2 separate regions of the Mus musculus genome follow, and region 1 is linked to region 2. The links are chromatin contacts, found by Hi-C or POLR2A ChIA-PET in ENCODE. All regions are on one chromosome and are shown on one strand. The core of a region is the stretch at or near the end of the contact, and the rest is flanking DNA. Distances in the headings are between cores, read along the strand shown.

Region 1 (6,295 bases), core at 3,318-5,817, 58 kb after region 2:
TTCTGAGACAGAGCCTCACTAGACAGCCTTGGTTGGCCCGGAACCCACTACTTAGATCACTTAGATCATGCAGGTCTCAATTCCAGCCATCCCTCTGCCTTTGCCTCTGCTTCTGGAGGGCTGGGTTTATAGGCATATCTGGCTCATTTGCTCATTTCATCCTCTGTGGATTCCCACCCATGAGAAACACATATACATTCAATGTCTGAGTATTTTGGGTCCTGTCTCAAGGCAACTGCCCTTCACCCTTTGCTGGTATATTCTGTTGCCTTCCACAGTAGATAGAGAGAGGTAGGAACACATCTGGCCACTGTGACCACAGGAGCTTCCGTTTATTGAGCACAGATCTGTAGCCCGAATGGCTGTCTTACTGAGTTCTCCCAGCAGCCTCTTGGGTTGGACCTAAGACATGCTTCATCTAGCTGACAACACACCAATAACTGCTCTGTCTTGTCTCCATGCTCCTGAGTGTCAGGTGCACCATGCTTCCCAGAAGGCCTTGCAGTTGGGTAATAAACATCACAATGGCAACAAAAATAATTCTTCTATAGTAGAAAAAAAGCTTGTGTAATAATGCAACAGTAGGTAACAGAATTATTCTGGAGGAACTGAATTGGTAATAGCAAATATGCATTCATTCGTTCATTCATTCATTCATTCACCTGATATCCATGGAGAAGCTGCAAGGCACTAGGCCCTCCGCAGGAATGAGAGCCTACTAGATACTCACAGTAGGAGCAGACCTGGGACTTCTCTTGCTTTCTTCTTCTGCCCTGCCATGCGGTTGCGGTTGTGGAGGTAGTTTTGACCTATGAACCCAGGTCTGGTTCTGATGCAGATATAGATCAATGCTGGCCTCGGGAAGGAGTTGATGGTGACATAGAGATGCAGTTCTCCACCCTGGAGAATTCTCTGTACAGTGAATATCACTGTGGCCATTATTTCTAGGAAAGAAGGGCAGTCTGAGTTATCCTGAGGTCCCTTACTGCCCTTTGCATTTGTAGAATGCAATAGATGCTCCAGAGAAAAAGGAATAGGATCTATATCCACGGAGAGGGGGTAGAAGGAAGAGAAATGTGGGAAGGAGTGGAGCAACCTGCATCACGTGATTACAGGGGACCAGAAATCCCCCATCCTGCCCTGCGAGCTGGAGAACCGTGAAGGCTGACATCCATCAAGCCTGAACTCAAGACCTGAGAACAGAGGACTCAGGTGCGGGTCCCAGTCTAACGTCAAGAAGTCTGAGAGCTGCCACGCCCAATCCCAGTCCCAGGAGAAAATGGACAGTGAAGGAGCAGTCGGGCCCTTCCCCCATCCTGTTGGCACCTTCGGCCTCTGTAGATGGGAGAACACGACATTTATTCCTAATCTCTGACTCATGCTAGTCTGCTCTGGAGACCACCTCCTGCTGACACACCCAGAGCTATCCTAGCATCTCTTAGCCCCGTGGTGCTGACAACTGAAATTAGCCCTCACGTAAAGAGATTATGGGTTCCAAAGTTCCCTCACTCTGTAATGCTCTGAAAGCTTGCCTGCAGCCCACAGGGAAGGGGAGGAAGAACTTGGAGAACTTGAACTAAGGGCTAGCCCAAGCCACAGCACTGGTGGTGGCTTCTAGAATCTCTGTTAGGCTTTGTGTGTAGTTTTTTTGTTTGTATGTTTGGTTGGTTGGTTGGTTTTTGTAATTTTATTTTTCTCCCTGAGATATTGTCATACTTGTTTCTGTTTAGGGCATCCTCTTAGAAATATTTTGAGGGCACTGTCGAAAACACTGTATCCATGAAAATATCACACTGTGCCCATAAATATGTATGATAACGAGTCAATTAATTTTTAAAACAGGGTCATCATGGCTCAGGCTGGCCTCAAATGCTATGTGAGGCCAAGATGACCTTGTGCTTCAAGTTTAATTATGTGTATGTGTGCTTGCCTGCATTTGTGTAGGTACACCACGGGAGTGCCTGAGGGCCACGGAGTCCAAAGGAGGCTTCAGACCCTCTGGAAGGGAAGCACGGATGGTTGTGGGCTATCATGTGGGTTCTGGGAATGGAAGCCAGGCCCTCTGCAAAAGCAGTAAGTGCCTTCAGCCACTGAACCAGCTCACCAGCTCACCCCACTTCCACTTGTAATTCTCTGCCTCCACCTCCAAGGTGCACCAGCTGTGATATTGCTTGGTTTCTGTGGTGCAGAGGGTCATATTTAGGGTTCCCTGTGCAGTAGGCAAGTGCTCTGTAAACTGAGTCACATTCTCACCCAAGTGAAAATATGTTGAATTAAACCTTTGTACTTCATGTAGAAGCTCACATAACCTTCCTAAGATCCCAAAAGAGATGGGACTGTCACTGCCGTCCTCCACATACACAGCGATGAGGGTCGATTACGGGAACAGGACATGAGTCTGGAAACTTAGTGGAGGAAGGTAACCGACCATCCCAAGGTCACACAGCATGGCAGGAGATTATGAAAAAGAAACACAACCCCCATCTGTCTGACTGGAAAACAACTGGGATGTCATTGCCCAGAAAAGTCATTGCTGCCCCTCTTCTACCACTGGCTCCTGCAGCGTACCCCATAGTCCCCCTATTCTGAAAGGAGTGCTTGGAGAATGGCCTCAACCTAGGATGCTGAGCCCTTGCCTCTGCTAGGATGTTCCCTCGTTATCAGCATGGGGAATGGGTATACATGAGACTGATGGTATCAATTATACATGATCCTGGGCTAAGCCCTGTGCCCTGGGAGCTGCGTGGAGAGGTGCCTCCAACGAGAGAGCCTCTTAACTCCTTCCCTGCTATTCGGAAACTGCTTACAGCAGTGTTTGCTGCGGTTAGAGTTGATTAGAGTTGTGTTGGATGCCTCTGTCCAGGGAGTTGTTGTGTGTAGGTCTCCCTGGTGGCCTCAACTCCCTGGCCTTTACTCTCAGGCTCCTTAGCGCTGCTCCTGACTTTACACAGGTGTAAATCAGGCCATTAGCACCTTCTGCCTCAGCCGGGGAGGTGTGCCCAAAAGGGGGTTTAAAGGTGACAGGGTTGGGGTGGGGAGGAAACCTGATCATTTTAATGTTTAACCTCGGTGACAATGGGATCGGGAGCCCTCCCCACCCCCACGCAAGCAGCTTCTGTGGAGAGAGTCCATAAAATACCTCAGATAAGAGAGGAACTCAGCGGGAGGAACTGGGTGGCTAAACCACAGATCAGACTCAAGGCAGCTGAGAGAAAGCAACTCTGGAGAGAGGACATAGCCCTTTCCACCAGCCCTGTCCTTCGGCAAGTGCACCCTTCCTTAGTCTGAGAGGAGAAACCCCTAACAGTTAGTTCTGCATTCAGTGTTAAACGACTGGGAGGCGGAAAACTGAAGGGAACATAACTCTGGTTAGGACAGGAGAGAGGAGAGCCATTTCTGGTAAATAATTAACAATACAACATGTTTCCCTTAAAAAAAAAAAGTACCCAGAAGAACTTTCAACTTCTCTAATTTGGAAAGTCAAAAGTTTAACTGGGCGCCAGGAAGCTGTTGGCCAAACCCTGCTTCTTGCCCAGTCATCCTGGCAGCGTGGGAGCTGTGACCACCTCCCTCTTGGTAAGATCTGGAGTGTAGGTGGCAACAGCCGATGACATCTGGCTTCTCTGGGGTGTCCCAGGAAGAGGGTGGGACCCTCAAATCTCATCCTGGGTGTCAAAGATCCCTCTGCTAAGTGTTCCGGAACTAAGTGTGTTCTCAGATTCATGGCAAATCAAGTCACGGAGACAAATTAGGACCTGCAACATTCGTTTTAGAACTCAGTCCACTTGGGGTCTCCATTCTGATTTGTAACCTCGCCCAAGTTGCTTTCCCAGCCCTGGGCAGTTTACTTCATTATTGACCTGAGGCAAACTGCCTTCACAGAGCTGTTGCCTGACAGTGCTTGTTGTGGGGGTGGGGTGGCACGTGATGCCTGCCTGTGCGCCACGTTCTTCTGACCCCCGTTTTTGAAATACAGCCCCGAGTTTGACTGGAGCACATTCCCCATGGAATGACTGACTTACTGTCCGCACTGCCTTCCCTACTACAGTAGTGGAATTGCTCAGTGGCGATCCCAAGGCCTGCAAAGCCTAAAATAAGTAAGTATTGCTCATGACGTTGCGGTCCTCTTAGATCAGTAAAGATACAGCCGCGTGTAGATGAGGTGCTAGTTTGAGCATCTCATCCTGCCCTCGCCCTTGGTCTTTGGAAGGATGCTGCTTGCTTACTGATGTCCTCCGATGCTCACAGCTCCCGTCTCCACCCAGCGTCTAACGTCCAGAGACTTCAGGTCCAGCCTTCCCTTTGCTGTTGACAACACCGCAGCTGAGGAGGATGGAGTTGTTCGCTGTTGTTAAGACAGACTAGGTGGGCCCTGACTTTGGTGGCTACCAAATTTTCTGACAGATGTCAACCTGAGGTTCAGGAAGAAGAAACCAGAGGAACAGGTGGAAGCAAAAGAAGCCCAAAGGCAGACCCATGGCCTTGACTCACCACATAGGTCTTGGAGCCAGCCTATGGATGAGGAAAGAAGGCAGTGAGCCAGGTCTCTTCCCTGGACCGAAGTCAATAAGGCTGTGCAACAGCTTTTCTCTTCCCCAGACTTTAGACAATGAGGTGTGCAGCAGCTTTTGTCTTCCCCAGACTTCAGTCAATAAAGTGTGCAGCAGCGTTTGTCTTCCCCAGACTTCAGTCAATGAGGTGTGCAGCAGCTTTTGTCTTCCCCAGACTTCAGTCAACGAGGTTATACAGGGGACAAAGCATCAGGAAAGACTAAGAGAAACTCAAAGCCTTCTTGGAAGCAGCACTAAGTGTACCGACTCAGTAAAACTTCCCAAAGACAAAGAAAGTGGTTACATTTGGCAAATAGACAGAACCCTTCCCGTTAACTCATGCTGGCTAATAGTGTCCTTTCCTTCACCCAGTTTTTTGCCTTCTTGTTAAGGAGGCAAGAGTTCACTCAACCCACACAGCCACTCTGGAATCAAAGGTGTCCTTTCAAAGTTGTCTCACAAAGAATTGGGGATAAAAGTCTTTGTTCTTGGGTCCAGGTCGCTGGAGTATCCCAGAAGCCCTCCACTCCTGGTGGCCGGCCACCTATCTTCCCTCCCTCCTGCACGTGGCCCCATGTGCTTTCCAACAGCAGGATTCAATGTGCAAAGCAGCTATAGGAACGTGAACGGGAGTCTGGCCAGTCCTGATCACTGGTACCTCCACTTGCCCTCTCTGGTGGCATTCCTGCCTCAGATCCTCTCTTCCTGGCATTTATCCATCAACTTCAAGATCGCAAAGTCCAAACACCAGTCCCATGACACAGTCAGAAGTACCAATCTAGTTTCAGTTCCTGGCACCCACAATGAATGGTCCACAACTGCGTATAAAGTTTCAGAAGATCTGACATCCTGTGCCGACCTCTGAGAGCATCTTCACGGGTGTACACACAAATGAAGATGTGCACACACAGTGTACATGTACATAAAATTTTTTAAAATATTTCTTAAAAAAGAAAGCCGACTCTCTGGACACTATACACTGCTTTTGGTAGCATGGACGGACAGGGAATTATGTAATGGTTTTGAATGCACTGATGCTGGGTTTCCAATGGCCAGGGGCCTATGGAGTTAACCCTTTTCTCAATACTTCATATTGAGAAATGTTCTCTCTCTCTCTCTCTACCATACACACACACACACACACACACACACACACACACACACACACCTATGGATTGAACCCATGACTTTACTCATGGTATGCAAAGACTCCACTTGTACCTTAAATATAAATGGACTTTTTCATAGGATCTATGATATCTGGTAGTCAATGAGACACACTTTATAGAATTTTCTGGCATCTTTGGTATGCTCCATAATTTTTACAAGTGGCAGGGATACTGTGATCAAAAAGCTTGTGAATCCCACTACTACCATAGTCTGACTTCTGGGAACCCCACCCCATCCCACACTCAACCCAGAAGGTAGAGAGTTTCCTATTAGTTCACATTGAGGAAGCTGAAACTCACATTACTCATGGGACTTGTGTTAGTCCACTATTTGGAAGCAGCCAACCTGGGACTAAAAGCTGGTGGGAGGGTCAGCTCTGTGTCCATGTGGACGTTTCTATCAACTCGGGGTGAGAGCTTTATAGGGTCCCTAGGGGAGCTCTGTGGGCCTGTCACCTGTTCATTCAAACAACACAAGGGTGGTGTTGCCTGGCTCATTCTGAGAGTCCTTCCACCTGGAAGTACCTCAAAGTACCTCAGCCTGAGCTCAGAGTACCAATCTGCAATCACAGGTGA
Region 2 (6,322 bases), core at 310-2,809:
TACATGACTACTCTGTCCTTCCATAACTTAGGTCATCCAACTGTATACAGGCCTCAGCCATACCCAACAAGCCAAGCAATCGCTGCTCCGTGTCCAAGCCGGTAGGCTCGTCGCTTTCGTAACTGCTCCCAAGCCTTCTCTCAGGATAAAAAGAGACCTCCCAAACCTAGGGCGGCCCATTGGGTGTGGCTGGCAGTCCCATATTCTCCTGGTGGTGGGGCCAGGAAGCAGAGCTGCAGACCATGGCTTCTCTTCCCGGGTGGCACCCAATTGATGGCCTGTCAGCTTCGAAAATGTTTTCATCTCTGGAAGAAACAACGCGTGAAAGAGCAGTTCTGAAAGCGGAATTAAGAGCTTGTTAGACACGGGCCTTGGGTCAGGGTAGGTGGCCTATCTGGGGGGCCTTGGAGGAGACATGCTGGGATTCTTTTTTTTTTTTTTTAACCCAGCCGTTCTCCCCCACAGTTCCCCGCTTAATGAAGCCGTTGTACAAGGCCCTGGGAGAGCCCACATGCTCCAAAGTAGTACCAAGTGTCCCATTACTGTAAACGGCCTTTTAGTTTTAAGCTAATGCTATATTTGGAAAGTAATAAATCCTGGGGAAATGATACTGAGACTAACGGGGAACATATTACCTTTCATGTGTGTTTTTCATGTTTAAGATTTCTTTGTTATTATCTGAGGAGTGAGGCTCTGCACACACTCTTGGGCAAAAAAAAAAAAAAAAAAAAAAAATAAGCCTTAAAGCAGTAATATTTTAATAAGCATCAAATGTCTTCGATGAGATAAAAGTATTATATAGTGTTTTGATATTGGGCTTTAGTTAAAGCCTCATTAAAAAAAAAGAAGAAGAAATTTTTCTCAGATGTACTGAGGGTTAGTGGGGATGTATTTTTAAATTCAGGTGGAAGGAAAAGTTCCAGTTTGGGTCAATTATGCTAATTAAATGCCACAAATGACTGAAATTGCCAGCGAATGGACTTATTTGTTGTTTATGCTATTGCCATTGATCAAAACCAGCAGCTAATGGCTTGGGAACTGGCTGGAGGCCTTGGTCTGAAGGAAGAGCAAACGCTGTGCACCAATCAGAGCCTTGGCTTACAGAAGCCTGGGGTTTCCCCAGCACTGCACTTCTTCTGTCAGAGTTTTGTGACAGCCCAGGCTGCCTCTCTGAAACTCACCTTCATTTGTCAATGAATGTTGGTCCTGTTCCCAGCCCCAGCTGGTAGGCACTGGAGGGGCCCAGGTTACAAAACGAAACCAAGACTCCTATTTCTTCACACACAGCCCGCACCCAGGCTAGAGCTCTGGGCTTGTCGAACCGAAAGGGAAAGCCATTAAGATTCTGCATTTGGCTGTAGAAAATGAGGAAACTGGGCGTTAGAGAGAGGAACTGATCTGCCCAAGGGCACACAGCAAGCTCATTGCAGAACCAAGAATAGAAAGGCTATCTCGGGAGTCCCAGTATCGGTCTCGTGCCTCACGCCCCCCCTCCCCCCCGCCCCGCTGTGATACAATGGAACTTCGGCTGCGCTCCCCTCCCACCCCCATACTCTCAGCTCCCTGCTGTGACAGTATGTCCCTTCTCAGTTGGTGACATAAGCACAAGCTTCAAGATTGGAATCAGGCAGTGGGTATGCCTCTGTGTCTTCATCTCTTAACTGAGAACAGGGTCAGGTTTCTACTGCAAAATGGAACGCCAAGGTTGAGGAGCCCGCTCCATCAGTAAAAAGCCTGCTGGTGCAAGCCTTTGGGCCTGACTCCCATCTCCAGAACCGAACCCAAGTAAAACAAAACAAAAAGGGCCATGCGCGCACGCGCACCCCCTCCCCCATACGTGCACCCCCCCCCAATCCTCCCACGGAATGCAGTTGACTCTGGAAAGATGGGACCTCAAAGCTGGCAGGGGACCCGTGGCATCAGGCTGATGTGTGGACGCCAGCATGCTCATGTAACTCCTTGACTCCAAATATTCTCAGGGTCGGCTCTCCAGGTGAATAACACTTCCAGAAAAGCTGCTACCGGAGGGAAGACATCAGGAACCTGGGAAGGAGGGGAGGTCCACAGACAAGGGTGACACCTCCACTTTGTCTCATTCAGGACCCGTTTGAGTGCTGTTCCCCATCTGCCTGGTTCCCTGGCAGGATGAGTGGGCTCTTCTCATATGAATCAGAATCACAGCTAGGCTAGCTGGGGGCGCCTTTACCTCACCAGTCTGGGCTTCTGGTCCTGCTTCAGCCACCTGACACGGAGCACTTCAGTGACTTTTCGCTCTGAGCCTCAGTTTGCTGGTGTGCAAAGTGGGAGGCCTTGTCTTGGAAAGCTGCAGTCGGCATGGCTTGCCAGGAGGCAGTTTCTGAGTATTGGGGACACAGAGCAACCAGGATTGTCTCAGCTTCGTCCTTGGGGATGTGTAGATAATTCCCAGCCACAGATAATGCTCGAGTAAAATTTGGGGAATTTCGAACTCTGCAAATATTTGCAGTTGGTATTTGTGTGAGTGTTGCACATACACGTGTGTGTTCACGTGTGTACAGGTACATAAGTATACCTGTGTTTGTGGAGGTCAGAGATGAATGCTGTCTTTTGAACTACCTTCTGCCTTGTTTTGGGTTTTAGGTGTGTTTATCTTATTTTTTGTGATTGAGTGGTTTGCCTGTGTGCCTGGTACCCGCGGGGGTGAGAAGATCCCTTACAACTGAAGTTCTGGATAGTTGTGAAGTACTGTGTGGGGGCTAGAACCTGAATCTGGGATCCTCTGCAAGAGCAACAGCGCTCTTAATGGCTGAGCCATCTCCCCAGCCTCTACCTGGATTTTTGAGACAAGATCTCTCACTGACCTGGAATCGACAGTTCAGCTAGGCTTGCTGCCTGCCACCAAGCCCAGGGATCCGCCATCTCAGGAATACAAGTGGACCGCCGTGCTTGGCTTTTTTATGTCAGTTCTTGCTTGGGGTTACAATACTCAAGTCCTCTTGCTTTATTGGCTGAGCTATCTCCCCACTCCTTCCTCTTTTCAAAAGCAGGGGATCACGACGGGAGCCCAGGTTGGCCTTGAACTCACCATTGGCCCACCTTCAAGGTCTTTAAGACTGCATTTAGATTGCATCCTGATAGAGTGCAGCTGCCTGAGGCTGGAGGTTGGGAGGGAAGGGAGGATCGCCTGTGGCTGGTGGAGGACGGGGAGTCAGGGCCGGAAGTCTGAATCCAACCCCTGTGCCCTGTTCTCTGGGAAATTAAGGTCAGGATCCTAGGACTCACTACAACTGTAAAGTCTTGCCTCAGAGATGCTAAGACATTTGCTAACCATACCTCTAAACCACCCGGTGGCACAGTTGAAGCTGTTCGCTCTGGCTAGCTACCCTTAAGGGGACAGACTCACCCTCGGGCCTGAGGTGAAAACACACCCACATCCACCCCTGCCAAGAAGTCCAAGCCTCCCCTTCTACTCCCAAGGCAGGCAGGCAGCACATGGGGACCTGGCACCCAGAAAGGACCTGGGAAAGGACCTATAGTCATTTGATGGCTACCAGGGAGTCTCAGGGACCAAAGGACCTTCTTCATAGTAGAATAGACAACCTCCAGCACACATTTCCTGTTCAAAGCAAAACTGAGTTGAAATACTTAAAATGCCAAGAACCCTTTATCTAAGATGAGCAGCCTAAGAAATGGGACCCTCAGGAGGCCGGATAGCCATCTCTAGCGACAACCCAGGAAGTCAGACAGACCCTCTGTGTCAATGAGCACCACGTACCCACACCTTCATTAATCACTCACAGTTATCCAGGTTTCTGTCAATACTTCCAAGTTAGGACAACCGGTGCATGCATACCCAATCCCATGGGTGCTACTTAAAGCTAGCTGTCCCATGGCTCCCATGGCCAGTGGCATCTGGTCAGGGCACACCTGAAACTCCAGAGCAAAGCTTTCTCCTGCCTTTGAATCTCTGCTGAACACAGCGGGTGGTGACTGCCTGTTCCAGCCAGCTCAGGATAAATACAGCTTGTTTGTGTTTGCTGGTTGGTCCTCATCATTTCTACAGAGCACCATGGATCTACTAGCTCCCCGGATCCCTTAGCAGCTAATCTGTACTTAGTAGGATTGTATCCCTCTCTCTTCTTACTGAGAGACCCCCTTGCCTTCTCTTCACCTCTTCAAGAAAATTGGACTCCCAAGTGGCGAGCTGAGCACAAGAACCATAAAAGTCACCTGGCTCTTAGGAGACCAGACCCTTGGGAAGGTAAGTTGGAGATGACCTTCCCAGAAGCTCAGCATCCAGCAATGGGACAGCATGCATGAGTCAGGCCCCAGGTACAGCAGCAGCCCGGCCGCATCAAGCTTGCAAACTTGCTTCTCCTCCTTCCCTGGTACTCTTGTGGTCTCCTGTACCCTTTTCTGTGAGTCTCTTTTGCATCAGTAGCTTGTCGCTGGGACTCTGAGTGGATACACGACAGCATACGGCCTCAACTCTGTGGAACGCCTTCGATAAGATGGTGACACCATTCATTTTAATTCTGTGACAATTTTCTCAGCAACTAGGTCTAAAAACAAATGTTGAAGACAAGGGGTCTGTTTCTACATGGAGAAGTGATGGGGTGTCCCTTGCAGGGTTAGGACCAGGGCAGTGTGGTCTTCATACTCTCATGCTGTTGAGAGGCCTCCTGGGCTCAGGCAGGCCAGAGACTGCACACATCGCTCCCTGCTCCAGATAATGGACACACCTCCCCACCATCTCCAAAGCAGCCGTCTCACTTCCGGAACCCTCCTACGTGAGACCCTGGGGTCCTGAGGAACTAGTCTAAGTCATCAGGCCTGGCTTCTAAACTCAGTTCTGGAGCAGATTGGTCTCAGACACCTCTCTGGGCTTCAGTTAGTTATATCAATAAAATGGAAAGAGCCAAGATGTTTTTACAAAAGGTTTCCCTGACTCCAAATTCTGTGATGCTCTGGTGTCTGCATTGCCGTGGAGATGGACCACTTGAAGTAACATAGAGACGGGATGAGAAAAGATAGTGGAAATCCACCTTTCATGGCTAGGAACGCTGCCACGGCTGTTTCTTGCTCTCCATGTACCACTCACTGGTCTACATCTGTGAAGAGAGTGGGTCATGCAAAGGAAGGTATTCTAGGTGCCTGGGTAGGAAGGGCAGTGGATGACTGATGGAAGGAGTGAGGGCCAGACTTCCAGCCAGCAACTTCTAGAGGTGAGTGAATGGATCCTGAGTGAATAGTGACCCAGCAAATGCAGTGGTTATGAAGCCCGTCTTCCTCACAGGCTGAAACACCACAGCAGGCACTCTTAAGAGATCAAGCTCCGCCCATACTACCATGCCACTCTCTTCATCCACCTCCAAGTTCCCTTGGCAGGGCTCCTGGCAGATGGACTCCTGATTGAAGCTGCACTGGGACAGACTTCTCTCCTAAGGTACAGACTGTAGACCCATGCGGCCCTGGTGCCAAGGAGAGACAATGAGAATGGCCCCAAACCAGGAAGAACAAAGACTTCATTTTGAGAACTAGTTCTCGGTGAACTAATGATGGCGCCTTGGAGCAATCGTGTTGATAGTTTTGAGGCTGAATCTAGACTCAGCGGGAAAACGTGCCAGGATTGATTGGTGCTCAGATTGATTAGCAATGCCTGCTGTGGGTAAGGATTGCAAGTGGGGAATTAAGGTATGCAACCGATTTGCTCTGGCTGTCTATGCTGGCTTTCTACGGGGCTGTTATTTTCATCTGTTCTCTTTGCCCCTGAGACAAATGTGTACACTTTAACTGTCACATGTGAAATCACTCCCATAAGCCTTGGCCTCAGAAGGAATCCAGAATTGGAGTTGCTGGTGCGGAACAGGGAGGAGATTCCGTGTTTCCTTTCCGTGTTTTCTTTCCCGTCTCAGTTTCCTCACAGGCACGTTAGGAGTTGGGTTAGATCCGTGCTTTGCAGGCTGGGTACTCAGAAGCCCCAAGGAGCTCAGGTGGAGGAAGAAGCCCAGGACTGTGCTGTTGCCTAAGACACAACTGGGATGAAGGGAGCAACAGGTTCTGCTTCTTTAGAAAGGACTCAGGGGGTGTTAAGCTTACAGCTTTACAATGCCGAGAACACGATACACTTTGAATTTTGAGTTTTGGTCTTTTCTCAAGGCGGCAATATATAGCAGAAAATCTGGGCACGGAAACATGGGCCAGTAGAGCCAGCTCCCTGGGAGACTGAGTCAGGAAAATTGTTGGAGCCCAAGCATGTGCAGAAGAACGAAAAACCACCACCACACACAAACACAGAGTATGATACAGTGCTAAACAGTGGCAGCAGCCACAGCTCCCCACC

What was found. Hi-C counts contacts between places; a loop is a spot of excess contacts on that map. ChIA-PET counts read pairs that join two places held with the same protein, here RNA polymerase II (POLR2A).
Region 1: a map of heart shows a loop between it and region 2 (2.1-fold over the local background). The contact joins the promoter of 4930552P12Rik here to the enhancer-like site in region 2. A Hi-C loop is called at or near these places in 1 of 37 maps with a recorded cell type or tissue (heart). POLR2A ChIA-PET finds 5 or more read pairs at or near these places in 3 of 5 experiments (Patski and embryonic stem cell).

The regions. Positions count from the first base shown.
Region 1 is chr19:55,697,637-55,703,931 of GRCm38, forward strand. It overlaps 4930552P12Rik (RIKEN cDNA 4930552P12 gene), which reads right to left and starts at 4,568. Exons shown (of 4, transcript NR_045318.1): 1 at 4,492-4,568; 2 at 663-944. It overlaps Gm41871 (a long non-coding RNA gene), which reads left to right and starts at 3,507. Exons shown (of 3, transcript XR_877940.2): 1 at 3,507-3,576; 2 at 3,977-4,097; 3 at 4,249-4,991.
Region 2 is chr19:55,642,247-55,648,568 of GRCm38, forward strand. It overlaps 4930552P12Rik (RIKEN cDNA 4930552P12 gene), which reads right to left. Exons shown (of 4, transcript NR_045318.1): 3 at 1,182-1,355; 4 at 1-305. Among named protein-coding and RNA genes, the nearest start is that of Gm41871, 56 kb to the right of the region's middle. Within about 2 kb of position 1,560, at least 2 of the 3 ENCODE cell types and tissues checked have a DNase peak (open chromatin) inside an H3K27ac peak, as active enhancers do; they include heart, where a contact is called at or near this core.